Linked DNA regions of Mus musculus: region 1 is linked to region 2. The links are chromatin loops, found by intact Hi-C in ENCODE. Cell type or tissue: left cerebral cortex. All regions are shown on one strand. Links, peaks and the distances in the headings refer to the core of each region. The heading gives the core; the rest is flanking DNA.

What was found. Hi-C counts contacts between places; a loop is a spot of excess contacts. Peaks named below come from ENCODE experiments on the same cell type or tissue, not always from the same donor. Only the 100,000 strongest peaks of a DNase experiment are listed, where the experiment ranks them.
Region 1: it touches region 2 in a loop (5-fold over the local background); 3 of 42 quality-filtered maps call a loop at or near these places.

The regions. Positions count from the first base shown.
Region 1 is chr2:92,605,526-92,612,869 of GRCm38, reverse strand. Chst1 (carbohydrate sulfotransferase 1) reads right to left here. Exons shown (of 3, transcript NM_023850.2): 2 at 1,047-1,176. Among named protein-coding and RNA genes, the nearest start is that of Chst1, 9.5 kb to the right of the region's middle. In left cerebral cortex, for the core only: a CTCF peak has its summit at 3,776 (motif pointing left); DNase peaks (open chromatin) are centred at 2,922, 3,795 and 4,416; H3K27ac peaks cover 3,902 bases.
Region 2 is chr2:92,836,918-92,844,261 of GRCm38, reverse strand. The region is part of intron 2 of Gm39880 (a long non-coding RNA gene); the gene reads right to left. The region is part of intron 4 of Gm13791 (a long non-coding RNA gene); the gene reads left to right. Among named protein-coding and RNA genes, the nearest start is that of Gm32413, 34 kb to the right of the region's middle. In left cerebral cortex, for the core only: a CTCF peak has its summit at 4,039 (motif pointing right); a DNase peak (open chromatin) is centred at 4,048.

The DNA of each region.
Region 1 (7,344 bases), core at 2,277-6,276, 230 kb after region 2:
TTCCACACTTGGTGGGGCCAGAGGATGGCTCATGCCACACCCCGACACTGCCTGCGATCCCTGCCAGCATCTTCTAGTCCCACAGGCTGATACTCACCCACCCCCCACCCCAGACAATGATCTTTTTCTCTGTCTTCCTCTAACCCTTAAAGGAAAGATGCACACCAAATTCCCCTCCCCAAACACAAATCCGGGAGAGCAGAGACCCCTGTGCTCCATGAATTCTGACTTGACAGCAGAATCCAGCTGGGCCAGGAACTGTCCACGGTGGGTAGACCATGGCCTTGCTACCTTGCAAATGAGGGCACCCAGCTGCCTCCAGATGCCCAGTTACCTAGGCACCTGCAGTGTTATAAGTCAAATGGCCTAGCGCAAGGGCAGGGCCCAGAGGCTACTGGGATGGATCTCTCTGCATAGGACTCAGGGCTTGTTTCTGGCCCCAAGCTACTCCCCCAGCCCTTCAGTCCACAAAAGTGGAGGAGGGGGAGGGAGGAACCACAGGAAAATAGAAAAGGAAAGCCTATCCCATGGGCTCACAACAAGCAAGTCCCAAGCTTGTCACAAGGTAGGCCAGGGGATGCTGCCTCAGCCACCAGGTCCCGAGAGATGCCAGGGCTGCTTCCAGACTCAGTGCCAAGGACCTCAACACCTCCCAAAGAAGGACTGCTGTAAGGCGGACCAGTGATCTGCACAGCCCCGAGGCCAACAGGCTGTGGAGGCAGCAGGCAGGTTGGCTTGGGCACCAGTTCCTCTCTCCTTGCCCTTCTTCTGTGTCCCACAGTCTGCCCCCAGGCTATGACACGTGACTTTGCCTGCTCTCCACATTGACACTGTCTCGGGCGCTCCAGCCGACCTATCCTCACCCCTGAGCCGTGAAGCCCTAACTTTCAAGCTACAGCTTGCATATCCCACCCTTAACAAGCCATGCTCCTTCTGACCATCCCAGGGCTCCTGTGGGCAGGAGCCGGCTAGCATGTGCGCCCAAGTGTCTCAGGCGAGAAGCCCACGTGGGTCCTGTATTAGAAAGTCGTGGAAACAAGCCTCACCTTCTGGAATTCAACTGGTCCTGTGATGGAAGTGAGTCACCTCAGGCCTTCAGGTGGAGAAGGTAGCTCCAAAGGGACAGCTGGGGACAGGGGTCTTCTTCCAACCATATGCAGCACACACAGCAGTTACCTGAAAGCCAAAGGCAAACTTTACCAAGCCCAATAAAACACCAAAGCCAGTACAACTTCAGGTAATACCTACTAAGTGCTTGCACAGGGCTAAGGCCTTTAGCCAAACAAACAGATTCACTCTGTAAGCAGGTATAACCCACATCACGGGTAGCAGTGCCTGCTGGGGCCTATGACCTGCTTCAACCCCCATCTGGAGCCTGTATACCTCCCCTCTAAGACACATCTCATGCTTAAGCACACTTGGCCTTCAAACATGCACGTGATTCTGTCCCAGGCCACCCACAAACCAGCACAGGAGGGGCAAGGATAGGAGCAGGTAAGTTTATGAGTTCTGAGTCACAGACTGCATTTTATCCTTTTTGCCATGAGGTCCATGTATTGGTTGGCTCGTGGCTCGTGTGTAAGTTCATGGCTGGTGTGTAAGCTCGCATCCTTTGTATACATCCCTCCCACAATCTGCTGTGTTTCCTGGCTACTCTAGGAGACAAGTGAACCCCTGTCTCCCAAGCAAATAAGCATTGCCATCTTGGGCACCCTGTCATCCCTTACAAACTGTTCTGGTAGGGCAGGAGCCCACCCACTTCCATTGCTCAAATGGAGAATTTAAAGATCAGTCTATGGCTCACATGTGAGAAACATCAGGGGCCTGGGTCCTTCTGGATCAGGCTCAGACCTGTGCTCTCATCCCTTTACCATTGGCTCATTGTCCCCAGGAAGAATGGGGAGCTGCAGGCTCTGCTAGCCTGGGGAAATGCACAGGGTCTGAGCCAAAATGGCCATGCCTACCAGTGTTTGGACTCTGAGGCTCCTATTTAAAATGTAAAAAGCCATACTATGTGCAGAAATCAGCACCGAGTCACCACCAAGAGACAGTTAATAGGGCAAGCGGTCCAGTCCAGATTTTTAGTAAGAGTCTCTCAGTGTGTTCAAAGTCACACAATCTGGACCACACCCATCCTAACCCCTGTGGCAGAGGCCTCTGCCCCGTGGAGGGAAGGCTGAGAGTAATGGGGAGCCCTCTCTACTCAAATCCCAGGTCCCTGACAAGTGCCTCAAGGAATACCAGCCCCCTTGCTTCAGTTGTGAGGTCACTAAACTCAGCTGTGTTTCTTCATAGATGTCTACCAGCAGTCCAGACCAACAGGCACTAACCAAAAACTACATAGGAATTGATACCAAGGAAAGTCAGCACTCCCAAGGGGCTCCCAGTCTCCCACCCTCAGGCTCAGGTACACTGCCTCAACCCCAACCTCAAAGCTAGTATGTCAGCACTTCACAACCCACAGCAGGGAAAAAAGTTGAGGCTCTTTGGGTACAACAGCTTTTCCAAGTCCATGCCCCAAGAAGCGGGGAGAGACAAGATCCCAGCTCAGGCTAGGTGCTCTCCAAGTCATTTTCAAATCTCTTGGCTGGATCTGCTCCTGGCCCATCTCTTACTTCATTCCCTTTGGTTTGCATCAAAACAGCTTTTCTTGACCCTTAGGCCTGCAATTCCAACTTTAAAGACAGAATTACACAATGAGTGTTTCTTCAGAGGAGGGCCTTCCATCTTGCCCAGAAGGGAACAGATGGTTCGAGCTCTTTCTCCCAGTTTCCCTTCCACCCTGAAGAAACTCAAAGCCAGGCCTAAGGTGAGGGGACTCCTCAAGCTTCAGAGGGTACACTGTGGTCACCAGCTTGCAGCCTGGCTGAGTGCCATGTGCCCACCTTCCAGGAGGGCAAAGCCAGAGCATGAGAACAGGAAGGAGGATGTTGGAGCCCCTGAAAGTGCTCTGCTCTCCTGCCAGCCTGGCACAGCCAAGCCCAGAGCTGGCCAAGGGTCCTTGGTATGCTGGAGGCATCTGCCCTGGAAACCAAAGGCCCTGGAACCAGGTCCTCTGGTTCCCAGGCAAACCTTGGCCTCTGCAAGAGATTTCTCAATGCCCTGGTCCTCCCAAGCCAGACTTGGGGGCCCACGACCCTTCCTGGGCTTCTGTTATGGCCTCCCTCATTACTGGATCAAACCTTGGGCATAGGAGCCCAGAATCCCACCTTTTTGTTAGAAGACAGAGGACCTGGTGGCCAGCCTGGAGATGGCTTGGACTGCAGCTCTGTGGTCAGGTTGGGAGTGGAGAATGCTATACAGGGAAGCTCCAATCTGCAACTAAGGGCTCAAGCCTGCAGGTCAGAGGCTAAGCACACACTGGCTAGGCACCAGTTGGGCCTGAGCTTCACTTCCCCTGTCTATAAAGGTGGCCTAACCAGATCATTGTTTGCTAACTGACTTGATGCACTTATTCATGCCCAGCATTAGGACAAGATTCTGCTTTGTGTTTGACAAGTGACCTCTGACAACCTCTGACACCAGCCCCATGGAGCAACCCAGCTCCATTGTTTACCTGCTGGGAACCTTGCCTAGATTTCTGAATTTTGCTTTATGTCTTAGGGAAGCACCTCAGAACTAGTTACCTGTTACCCTTAGAGTCTGTTCTAACAGAGAGAGACCTCTGTAGGGCTTTACCCACCACTCCTCCTTCCCAAACCACTTGCCCTGCTAGAATTTTCTGTGCTAGGCTATTGTGATGGTATTTCTGCTTCCCTCTAGTGGCTAGAACTGGTAGTACAGCCTCCTAGCTCTCATCTTCTTACTGTGTGAGGAAGCCAAAGGTGCCACGGTGGGTGGAAGTATGATGCTGCAGATTGCAGTGAAGAGGGATGGTGGCTTCTGAGCCACGGAGATACTCTTCCTCAGCTGCACACCAAGAGGCAAGCAGCAATAGGCAGTCTGGCTTTACCCCTGCACGGCCCTCACGCTGCCCAGACTGAAGAAGCAGTGTTGAACAGAACACCACTAACAGGAGTGGCCTGCAGCTTCTGCCTGTCCCTAGATTGAGTGACACTGTGTGTCAAGACCTAAAGCTCTTTGTACCTGGGGTTTTCCTCCAAAACACTAACAAGGACCTCTCTGCCTTTGGAAGGACCTGCCCCATGTTCAGGGCCAGTTAAGGCTAAGTCCACCCCAGACAGAGGGAAGCCCTGTGAACTGTGGGAAAGCTCAAAGTCACTCTCCAGAAGAAATCAGTGCTCCCGTGTCTCTGCCATGCCCCACCAACCACCAGACCCAGCCTGATTCCCCATCTGACACTGTCCTCATAGGCCCAAGGACCCAAGGGCTCTGCCCTTCACCAAGTCCCTCTTGCCACCCTATGGGAATCTCAGCAAACCACAGCGAGGCAGTTTACCTTCCCTGTTCCACAGGCTCCTTGGAAACACAGTCCGTCTTCCCAGAAAATGCTTCCTGTGCCCAATTTTGCACACACAATTTGGAATCGTTTTGAAGCTCCTGAAGGGAGGGTGCAGGCTACTGCTCTACTCCACAGAACCTGGGCTCCCTCGTTCCTGACGCTATCATCCTGGGGCTGTCTTTCTGAACGAGGCAGACGATGCTTATGGAAACGAGCCAAAAGCAAACAAAGAAAACCACGTCAAGGAAAACCACAAAGCACGTGTGTCCAACTGTGCACACAACGCATGAACGGCCCCTGGAACCTTATGCACTATGCTAGTATGGCTGCCTGGGAGAAGAGGACCCAAGAGCCTATAAAGCAGTGGGCACAGTCTGCAATGAGCTTTAAGTTTATTTTCTGTGGAAATACAGTGACCATGTACCCATGGAGAGCTGGAGAGGTGTCTGAGGACAGGGTTGGTGACTGAGAACCATCCCTGTCACCTCACCCCAGCCTTGAGGCTTTCTTCTTCACCCCAATGACACTGCTTACCAGCCTTTCTCTCCACCCCACCCCCCTACCCCCAACTTTCAACACATCTTGTCAAGACTTCCTTGTCTTAGCACCAAGCATTAGCCCTGCTCAGGTGGACGTGAGGACCTGTGATTGGCTGCAGACTGCTGAGGTGGCCTCAGAGGGAGCTGGGAGTTGTGCAGGGAGTGGCTGAGGCTAAGCTTGCACAGGTGGCTTCTTTCTTCAAAATGCTCTTAAAGCGGCATGGGGAGCAGGGAACAGAGAGCCGGGGGAACATGAAGCTGAACATCCACTACCTGAGCAAACCCAGGACACAGAGATTCCAAGGCACCAGCATACTATGCAGACATCCAAGCAGGGGACAGAGGACTTGGGCAGGGAAGAAGTTAGCTAGATGGTAGCCTCGGGGAAACCACACGTTTTAACCTGCTTAGCCAGCCCTGACCCACCCACCATCGATGTTTATTTAGTTAAAGGCTAAAGAAACAGAAGAGCCAGGGGATTATATCCTCTCAAGTGAAACTCGGCCATGAAAATGAGGCAACAAGAACACAGGATTGTGAAAGCCTAAAAGAAGGGGCTGGGTCAGCTCTAATTGCCAATGTGTAGGCTTATGGGATAGAGCTTCCTGGCAGCCAATGAGAAAAGGGAAATAACTCAGTTACATGTTCCACAAGAGCCAAGAGATAGCAGTAAAGCATATGACCAAAAGACATCTGGCTGATTGATAGGGGCTGGGGTCACGAGATCTCCCAAGACGTCTCCAAAGCCACACAGCACCATGAACCCAAGATCCCACACAACCCACAAAAACCAAGGACCACTGAGTTCCCTGTGGCCGTGTGCTGGGGCAGCCTTCAGAATTAGCAGTCTGAAGAACACAGAGTGACCGTGCAGGAATGGTGACCAATCCAGGGAACACTGGAAGCAAAGAGCTTCCCCCTTGGTAACATGGCCGTGTCCACGTTAACCTCAGTAAGGTCTACAGGATCTGCATGACACAGCAAGGTGTTCGGCGAGCGACCTCTGGAGTTCTTAGACACAACCAGACCCTCTTTTGAACATCCCCAGAATGCAAGGCAGACCCAATCATACTGTCGCTAATCCTTTATCTTTTCACCGTAGGCAGAGCCGCCTGACGCGCTGAATGACATCTCCGGGCAGGTCATTCTAGTGACCATGACACTGGCACTAACACTTGTCACAAGCCCCTTTGTAAAGTAGGTAGGCACCAGAGGAAAGACCTGCACAGGGAGACTGGGTGAGACCCTCACTCCAGCTGTCTGATGGCTCAGAAGTTTGGAACAAGACTCTCAACCTCTACTGGCCTCTGTTGCTCTGAGGTACGAAATGAAAGAAAACAGAGCGATCACAGCCGGAAGCAAGAAGCTGGAAGCAGAGGGTGGAGCAGCTCAGCACAACCTGGGTACAGGCAAGACTCATGGAGGGGTGTCCACTGGTGTGAGCTCAGGGGCTAGCCTAGACCACAACAATCCTCGGAAAGGCTCACGGGTGTGGCTTGAGTCCCACCCGCAGGACCCTCAGCTTTCAGGAAAGGAAGCAACTCCTGTCAGGTGTCTGGTAGCCTGGGAGCAAAGCCTGCTGTGGGGTGAGTGACCATCCTCCTGTGCTGACACAAGGGCCTAGTGGACAGGAACCTGAGAGGAGAGATGAGTCAGAAGGCTGGTCCCTGTCTCAGCCGGGCCAGCCTGTGGGAGACGGAACTACTGCCCCAGCACTAGACGGGAAGGCCCTGGTTTCCTGCCCCCTCCCCCCCTCCTCAGCACAGCCATAGCCTGTCCAGTCAGAGTAATACTGAGGCCCCACCCATTGGATCCCGGCTTGGTCTGGGCTTCAGTCATCCACCCAAATCCACAGATGAAAAACTATCAACAGGAGCCTGAGCAGCCGCAGCCATTGCCCAGCTGGCAGCTGGCAGAGGGACCCCCTGTGCCTTCGTCCTTAGATCCTGGTCTCCAGCCACCTGTATGAGGCCCAACTGCCCTGTGTGTGCAAGAGATGGGGTTGAGATAGTGAGAGAGGATGGGGCACCTCTCAGGTGGGATGGAGCCGACCCAGAAATGACTATGGACCAAAAAAACCACAAAGAGGGGTTCTCCCTCATGCGGAGCAGAAAGGCCAAAACAAGTGGGAAGCAAATTCAGAAAAACAAACAAACAAACAAACAAAAAAAAACTGCAAGTCTACACGGAGGCAAGGGTATCCATTCAACCACAATGACCCAAACCCTGGTTGCAACCACAGAGCTTAAGCCCCAGGCCACACCTAAGAACAACCAGGACACCAGAGATGCAGATGCAGTGAGCACCAGGCACCGGAAACAATGAGGTTGCCCCAAATAGACTAGAGGAGCTCATGACCTTACCGTCCACCCTCAGCCCCACATCTACTGACAAGATCAGATT
Region 2 (7,344 bases), core at 1,865-5,864:
TAATACTTACTAAGGGTGTGACAGAGCCATGTAGCAAAGTCACCACCTCCCTTGCTCACATACCTATTCCATACACAGAGCCTGAGGTCCAGAGGGCCTCTGGTGTTGGAAGAAGCCCCTGGGTTAGTTAGTTTTAAACTGAATCTCAAAATCAGGCCTTCTAACTTAGAGTCGGGGCTGCTTGCACCAGACACATGGGCTATGTCACACTGAGGATGATGATGAGTAGGTACTAATTGGACTATCAGAAGTTCAGGACCCATGTGGTTCATGGAAGCAGAGCCTGAGAGTCCGCTGAGGGAGAAGGCACAGGGCAGGGCTACAATGGGTAGCGTTGGGGGCAGCAGCCATGGAGGCAAGGGTTGGGGATTGAGATTTGGAGGTGTGATGGTCGTCAAAACCTGTGAGGTAGTTGGAAATGAGACTGAACACTGTCCATGCAATACATAGTGGAAACACAGTGGAGAACTCTGATGGGGGCGGGGACGGGGGGGAGACGTAGCCTGTGACTTGGGTCCGATGAACTAGAGGGGCTAGGCTTGTTGCTACTGATGCAGGGTGTTTGGGATGGAGGAAGCAGCCAGGCAACCTAAGCTGTGGGTGGTCAGGGGCATGCTGGAGCACAAACGAGCCTGGAAAAGCAGGGGATCCTACATGTAAGCCCCAACTCAGAGTCCCGTGATGCAGGACAGTGATCTCAGCTACTTAGATGGTGGAGGCAGAGGGATGACCATCAAGGCCTGCCTGGCCTGCAGAGTGAGACCTTGTCTCAAAACAAAAAGGCCAACGGGTGAATCTCAGTTCTGTCTTCAGTACCTCAAACATAAACGACCAAGCAAAGAATCTCCAACTGTGTCTGGTCTCAGCACACCTGACTGGGCCAAGGTTCCCCTACGTGCAGCTGCTGTAGTTGATGTGAGTTGTTGCTGGGTTATTAGGACTGTGAGGATTAACCAAAACAGGGAAGCACCAAATATAGAAGCTGGCACATAGTAGGTGTGCAACAAAATATACAGGGTCCAGTTGGGAGTGGTGGCACACACCTTTTGTCCCAGCACTTAGGAGGCAGAACAGGTGGATATCTTGTAGGTGGATGCCAGCCTGGTCTGCATAGGGAGTTCCAGGACAGCCAGTGCTGCACAGAGACTCTGATGTGTGTGTGTGTGTGTGTGTGTGTGTCTGTGTGTGTGTCTGTGTGTGTGTCTGTGTGTGTGTCTGTGTGTGTGTCTGTGTCTGTGTCTGTCTATCTCTGTCTCTGTGTGTTTAAGATACAGTGTCCAGTTGGGGAAATGACTCAGACAGTATATTGCCTCACAGGCGTAAGGAATTGACTTTAATCTCTAGGACCCATGTTAAAAGGCAGACATGGAGGTTGGAGAGATGGTAATTCAGCAATTAAGAGCACTTACTGCTCTTCCAGAGAACCAGAATTCTATTCCCAGTAACCACATGGCAGCTAACGACATCTGTAACTCCAGTTCCAGGGCATCTAATGCCCTCTTCTGGATTCTGGCAAAACACATAAAATAAAAATAAATAAAGCTTAAAGAAAAAAAAAACAAGCCAAGGATGATAGCATACATTTGGCATCCCAGTATTGGGGAAGCAAAGAAGGGTAGATCCCCAGGGCTGGCAGGGCGACCGGTCCAGCCTAATGTGCAAACACAGATCCCAGATCCCGAGGAGACAGCCTGGTGGAGAAAACAACCACACAGCAACCAAACACGGACTCACAGGGTAAAGTGCTTGTCCTGCAAGCCTTGTACCCTGAGCTCTGCCTCTGAGACCCATGCAAGGAAGAGAGAGAACAGACTCCACTCTTTTCTTCTTACTTCCACACGCACATACATGTGTGTGCACACACATACACACAAATGATAACACACTGAGACAAAGTGGGCATCCCTCAAGAAACAACATTCAAGCTTGTCCTATGACACTCAGATGTAATAGGAGTCACAGGAAAACACACACACACACACACACACACACACACACACACACTACACCTCCCTGTGAGATTTTCACTGTCACCCAGGAGTGCAGGAGGGCTAGTCCAGAACTATTTTCGGACCCCTTTATCACCCTTAAGCTTTTTCCACTGTGCACACAGTGGGGGCTGGGCTCCAGGTCTGACAACATTGCTAATATTGCTAAACATCCCGTGTTTATCAGGTAGAAACAGGTACAGAAAGCTCTTCAGTAGCCAGCCTGGATAGATGGGGAATCAGCCTTGCAGTCTGAGCACTGCTGGTGAGGATCACAGGGTGCCCTCTCCTCTGGGTATAGAGGGGAGCCAGGCCTTCTTTCTACATTGGGCTGGGTGGTGCAGTCAGAAGCCCGTGCCTCCCATGGGGCCGCAGCTGCTGGGGGACCCTACAGGCACCTGTTGCCACACAGTAACGCTGGGGCAGAGTCAGTTCCTCAGCCTCTCTGGATGGCCAATCAGCAGAGTTAATGTTTGACATCACCCTGCATGCTGTTCTTCTGTGAATGGCTGTCAAAGTCTCACTCATTTGAATGGTGCTGAGTTAAATGTTCCCCAGCTTCAGCACAGGGGCTGTGGGTCAGAGCTATGTGATAAGGACCCAGAAATCCCCATGCCTGTGGTCTTTCTAGATGTTCTATGCAGGATCCCAGGAAATGACTCCTGAGAACTCCTGTCTGCTCTGCAGCAGGTTCTCTGATGGGACAGTCAATAAGGAAGTGAGGAGGACTGTGGCATCCATACAACTCTCCTCGGTACATACACCCTTGACCATGTTTTTCAATTCTGGCTCAGAAACAGATATTTGTAGCTGTGTTTCCTTAGAAATAGCTGTAACTCCTGACCTAGAACAGAAAAAGTAAGTTTCTACCTATCCCACATTTACCTGTCTGCTGTCCATCCATTCATCTATCCATCTATCTATCTACCATTTGCTCATCCATCCACCTGTCACTCATCAACCATCCATCTTATATCTGCTCACCCACCATCCATCCATTAATTATGCATATACTCATCTATCCATCCACCTATTTATAAATTTATATATTTATAAACACTCACGTACTTACCATGTACCCATCTATCCACCTATCCAGCCCTATCAGCCCATCCATGAACCATTCACTATTAACCATCTGTCTATCCACCCAAGGATCTACTGACTGGCTCTGGTTTGGGTTTCTGAGATACCATGATGATGATGAAGAAGAAGAAGAAGAAGAGGAAGAGGAAGAGGAGGAGGAGAAGGAGGAAGAAGAAGAAGAAGAAGAAGAAGAAGAAGAAGAAGAAGAAGAAGAAGAAGAAGAAGAAGAAGAAGAAGAAGAAGAAGAAGAAGAAGATCTGACTCCAGGCTAGAGTTCCCTATCTAGTTGAATCATCATAGCACATCCAGTAACGAATGTCTCAAAGGCACACTGATAGGACAGGGTCAGAGAAACAAGACAAAGATGTGTGAGTGGATTGTGAAGGGTGAAGAGGAATTTTCCATATGGAAAGGGTGTGAGTGTGTAGAAAGGTAGATGAGCCCTGTGTATAGAACCTTTCCCACTCACAGTGCAGGCAGAGGCCTCTCCTCCCAGGGTAGTCAAGCTCTGATGCTTGTCTGCTGCTGCCGCTGTCATCTCCTTACAGCTGTGTGCAACCATAGCTTCATGTGTGCACTGCAGGCTAATGGCTGCTGCCTCTGCTACAGGCTAATAGCTGCTGCCTCTGGCATAGTGAGACTATTGTGATCAGCCAGGCAAGCTGAGAAATGTGGCTATTTCAGGAGCTTGGGTTCAGATCCAAGCTCTGCCTCCAGCTTCCTCTAACTGTGGTCAGGTCTTTGAGCCTCAGTTTCCCCATGTTTAGAGTAAAGAGTTGGCTTTCAGTTCTGCTGTTTTCCTGCCCTGCTTGGTGTGAAGCTCCCAAATTCTGACCAGCAACACCGTTGCTTTCCTTTGTTTGTGCATGCAGCAGCACAGCATCGGCAGATGTGGCCTATTTACCTGGAGCGCCCAGCACCAGTGTAGGATCTGCAGCCCAGAAGTGGAGTTTGGGAGAGAAACTGCAGAGCAGAAGCATGACTGAAGGTGGCGCTGTGGCTCCAATAGCTGAGCTACTGAGGGTGGGGTGTAGGGATGAAGGGATGTAGGAGTTGAGATGTGTGTGTGTGTGTGTGTGTGTGTGTGTGTGTGTGTGTGTGTGTGTGTGTGAGAGAGAGAGAGAGAGAGAGAGAGAGAGAGAGAGAGAGAGAGAGAGAATCCTAGTCCTTCCCAGTGAACTAACTCACACTCCAGCAGAATTAGATGATTTGCTATAAAGCCAGGTCGGTCCTTTTGCATTTCCCAACTTTTCAGCTCCATCCTGCTTTCTCAAAGCTATTTCCTTCTGGGGCCTCCCAGGAGGAAAAGAGGAAGATCTCAAGGATGGGATCTAGATGTGGGAGAGAAGGGAGGGGGAGAGAGAGGGAGGGGAGGGGAGGTAGAGTAGGAGGGAAAAGAGAGAAGTGGGGGGTGGGGGGGAAGATAGGTCAGCACGGAGAGGATAGAGGAGGGGGGAGGAGAGCCTGTTGCACACGAAGTTTGGAGGGGTTCCTGAACCCTCAGTTCTCAGAAGTTTGTTTTCCCTTGCTGTCTACAGGCCGAGCCCCAAGGCTGGAACAACAGAGACAACTGTAGCCACACCACTGGGCTCTCTTCACCTGTGGTGACTCACTTGGTGTTTCCATAGCCCAGTCCAGCACACTCAGGCTGGGGTTTGGTTTTTGGCTGAGCCACCTGGTCAAGAATCCAAGGGGAGAGAATGATGGGGAGGGAAGTGGGAAGGCGAGGGGAGAAAAATGCTAACATTCATTAAAGGCTTCCTGGGCAGCCACCAGCTCTCCTGCAGTCTGGGGTGTTACTGTGCTCTGGGTTGGTTGAACCTGACCTCTCCTCCATCCAGGATCAGAAACAAACCTGGCCACACGAATCAGGCACTAGGGAAGCGTCTCCAGCAGAGAGCCCACACATAGACACACCTGTGTGTGCAGGTGAGGCAGGCTGGACACCTACAAGTGATCGTCTCCACACCTTCCAATTTTTGTTTGAGACAGGGTCTCTCATTTGGCCAGGGACTTCACCACATAGGCCAGACTAGCTGGCCAGAGAGCTTCCAAAGATCCTCTTGTCTCTGCCTCTCCTGTCAAGGCTGGAGTTACAGGCATGTGCCATGGCACACAACTGTTTTTATGTGGATTCTGGGGACACAAGCTCAGCTCCTCACACTTGTGAGACAAATGCTTCATTAGCTGAGCCATCTTCCTAGCCCTTCTGAGAGGTTCTTATCTTTAATAAGTTATATATATATATATATATATATATATATATATATATATATATATATATATATATATTCTGTAGCCCAGGCTGACCTGGAACTCATGAGGATCCTTATTCTCTCTGCCTCCCAACTCCTGCAATTCCAGCCCTGAGCCACCACATTTATCTGAAACGTCATTCTAGAACTCTGAGCACCAGTGTGGAACACTCACCTACGCAGAAGAACAAGTGCCTGTCTCGCTCGGTTGACTTTAATGAACATGTCCGTTCTCTGAGTGGCCCTGGGTCACTAGTGAGTCCCTGTAGGACACATCACCGATTTGTATGCTTTGAGCCACGTTGGTTAGGGAAGTGAGGAGAGAGCCCAACATGTCCACAAAGAACTTCTAGTGGCCAGTCACAGAGATTGCTGCTGATACCACTTTACAAAGGAGGAAACTGAGACCCCGAGAGATCAGGCCTTAGCATAGAATCATCTCTGAGCCTGAGTATTTTAAGCACTGAACCTATGCTTACATGTAAACTGATGGGAAAACTGCAGACTCCATTTATTTATTTATTTATTTATTCATTCATTCATTCATTCATTCATTCATTCATTCATTCATTTACTTATGCCTATCTGTCTGTCTTTTAAAGCATCTTGCCTTTTCAAAGGCCACACTTCTAGAATTCTCTGCTCGGGGACAAAGTGGGATCTAAGATCTGGTTTGTATATTACAACTCCAACCCCCAACTGTCTTAGAAGAAAGCAGTCATATCAAGATCCGAAAAGCTCAGAGCTGAATAGCTAATGATCGTGACATGGCTGACCGATTTCTTCTGAAGTCATGGAGGAACCCCCATGAAACTGAGAGAACCTCTCACTGGTGACTCTGAAGCCACTCTCTGTGTCCGATGGTCCTCTTGTTCTATCCATTTTCCTTCTTTGTAGGTGAATTACCAGACATTCCAGCTCCTAAAGGTCACTGCTGGTATGTAGGCTCCTCCATGTGGCTGAAGAACAGGGGCTCTTTCAGGCCTCCTGCAGGAAGCAGGGTGCTTGCTGCATTCAGGGTAGGGTCAGGGAGGTGTAGGCTTTGGGCTCAGACATGTGTGGACTCTTGGTCTCTCTCTGCCCCCTGACTGGTCCTGTGATCCAGGCTTCCTCACTGACCTGCGCTTGACATCTGAGCCTGCAGATACTGCTGTAGGGATCACGGTGTCCAGATTTACTGGGCACAGTGCTGCCCTAGGCAAGGCTTCTCAGAAGCTCACGAGGGCTGTGGGAGAAGAACTCCCAGAGCTAAATGGACATTGATCACCTATTTTTTTTGTTTTTTGTTTTTGACCTGAGTCATGGATACGCTGTTTCTTTCGAGAATGGAGGATCCAGGACAGAAGAGAGTTGTACATCACGAGTCCTCCTCCAAGGTGTGCTGGCTTGGACTGGTAGTTAAAACAGGCAAAAGGAGGCTCTGAGTATGGGCTGCATTTCCCGCTTTCTACATCTGTAAGGGAGTTCACTAGTACCCTCGAATCTTGTCTGGAAGGTGGGGTGGCACTGATACTTCCCTTCATTTTTTCTTTTTTAAGACTTGTTTATTTATTATATGTAAGTACACTGTAGCTGTTTTCAGATGCACCAGAAGAGGGCATCAGATCTCATTACAGATGAGCCACCATGTGGTTGCTGGGATTTGAACTCAGGACCTTTGGAAGAACAGTCAGTGCTCTTAACCACTGAGCCATCTCTCCAGCCCCGATGCTTCCCTTCTTAAGCTGTAGCCTGTGCTCAACAGACGTGCAGGTGACACTTGGAGGCCCTTGGTTCACTGCCTGGCAACCAGGAGGTGCTCAAAATTTGGTAAGGTCATGCCTACTAGGAGTCCTCCTTCTTTCTCTCCTCCTTCCCTTGGTCTCCCTCTAAATCCTCTTTTCTGACTCCCCTCTTCTTCCCTTTCCCCTCTCCTTCCTCCCTCCCCCTTCCCTTCCCCCTCCCCAGCTTTCTTTGTGAATACTCTGGCCTGGAACCCACTGTTCAGCTTGGATAGAAGACATGGGTTTGTTCGA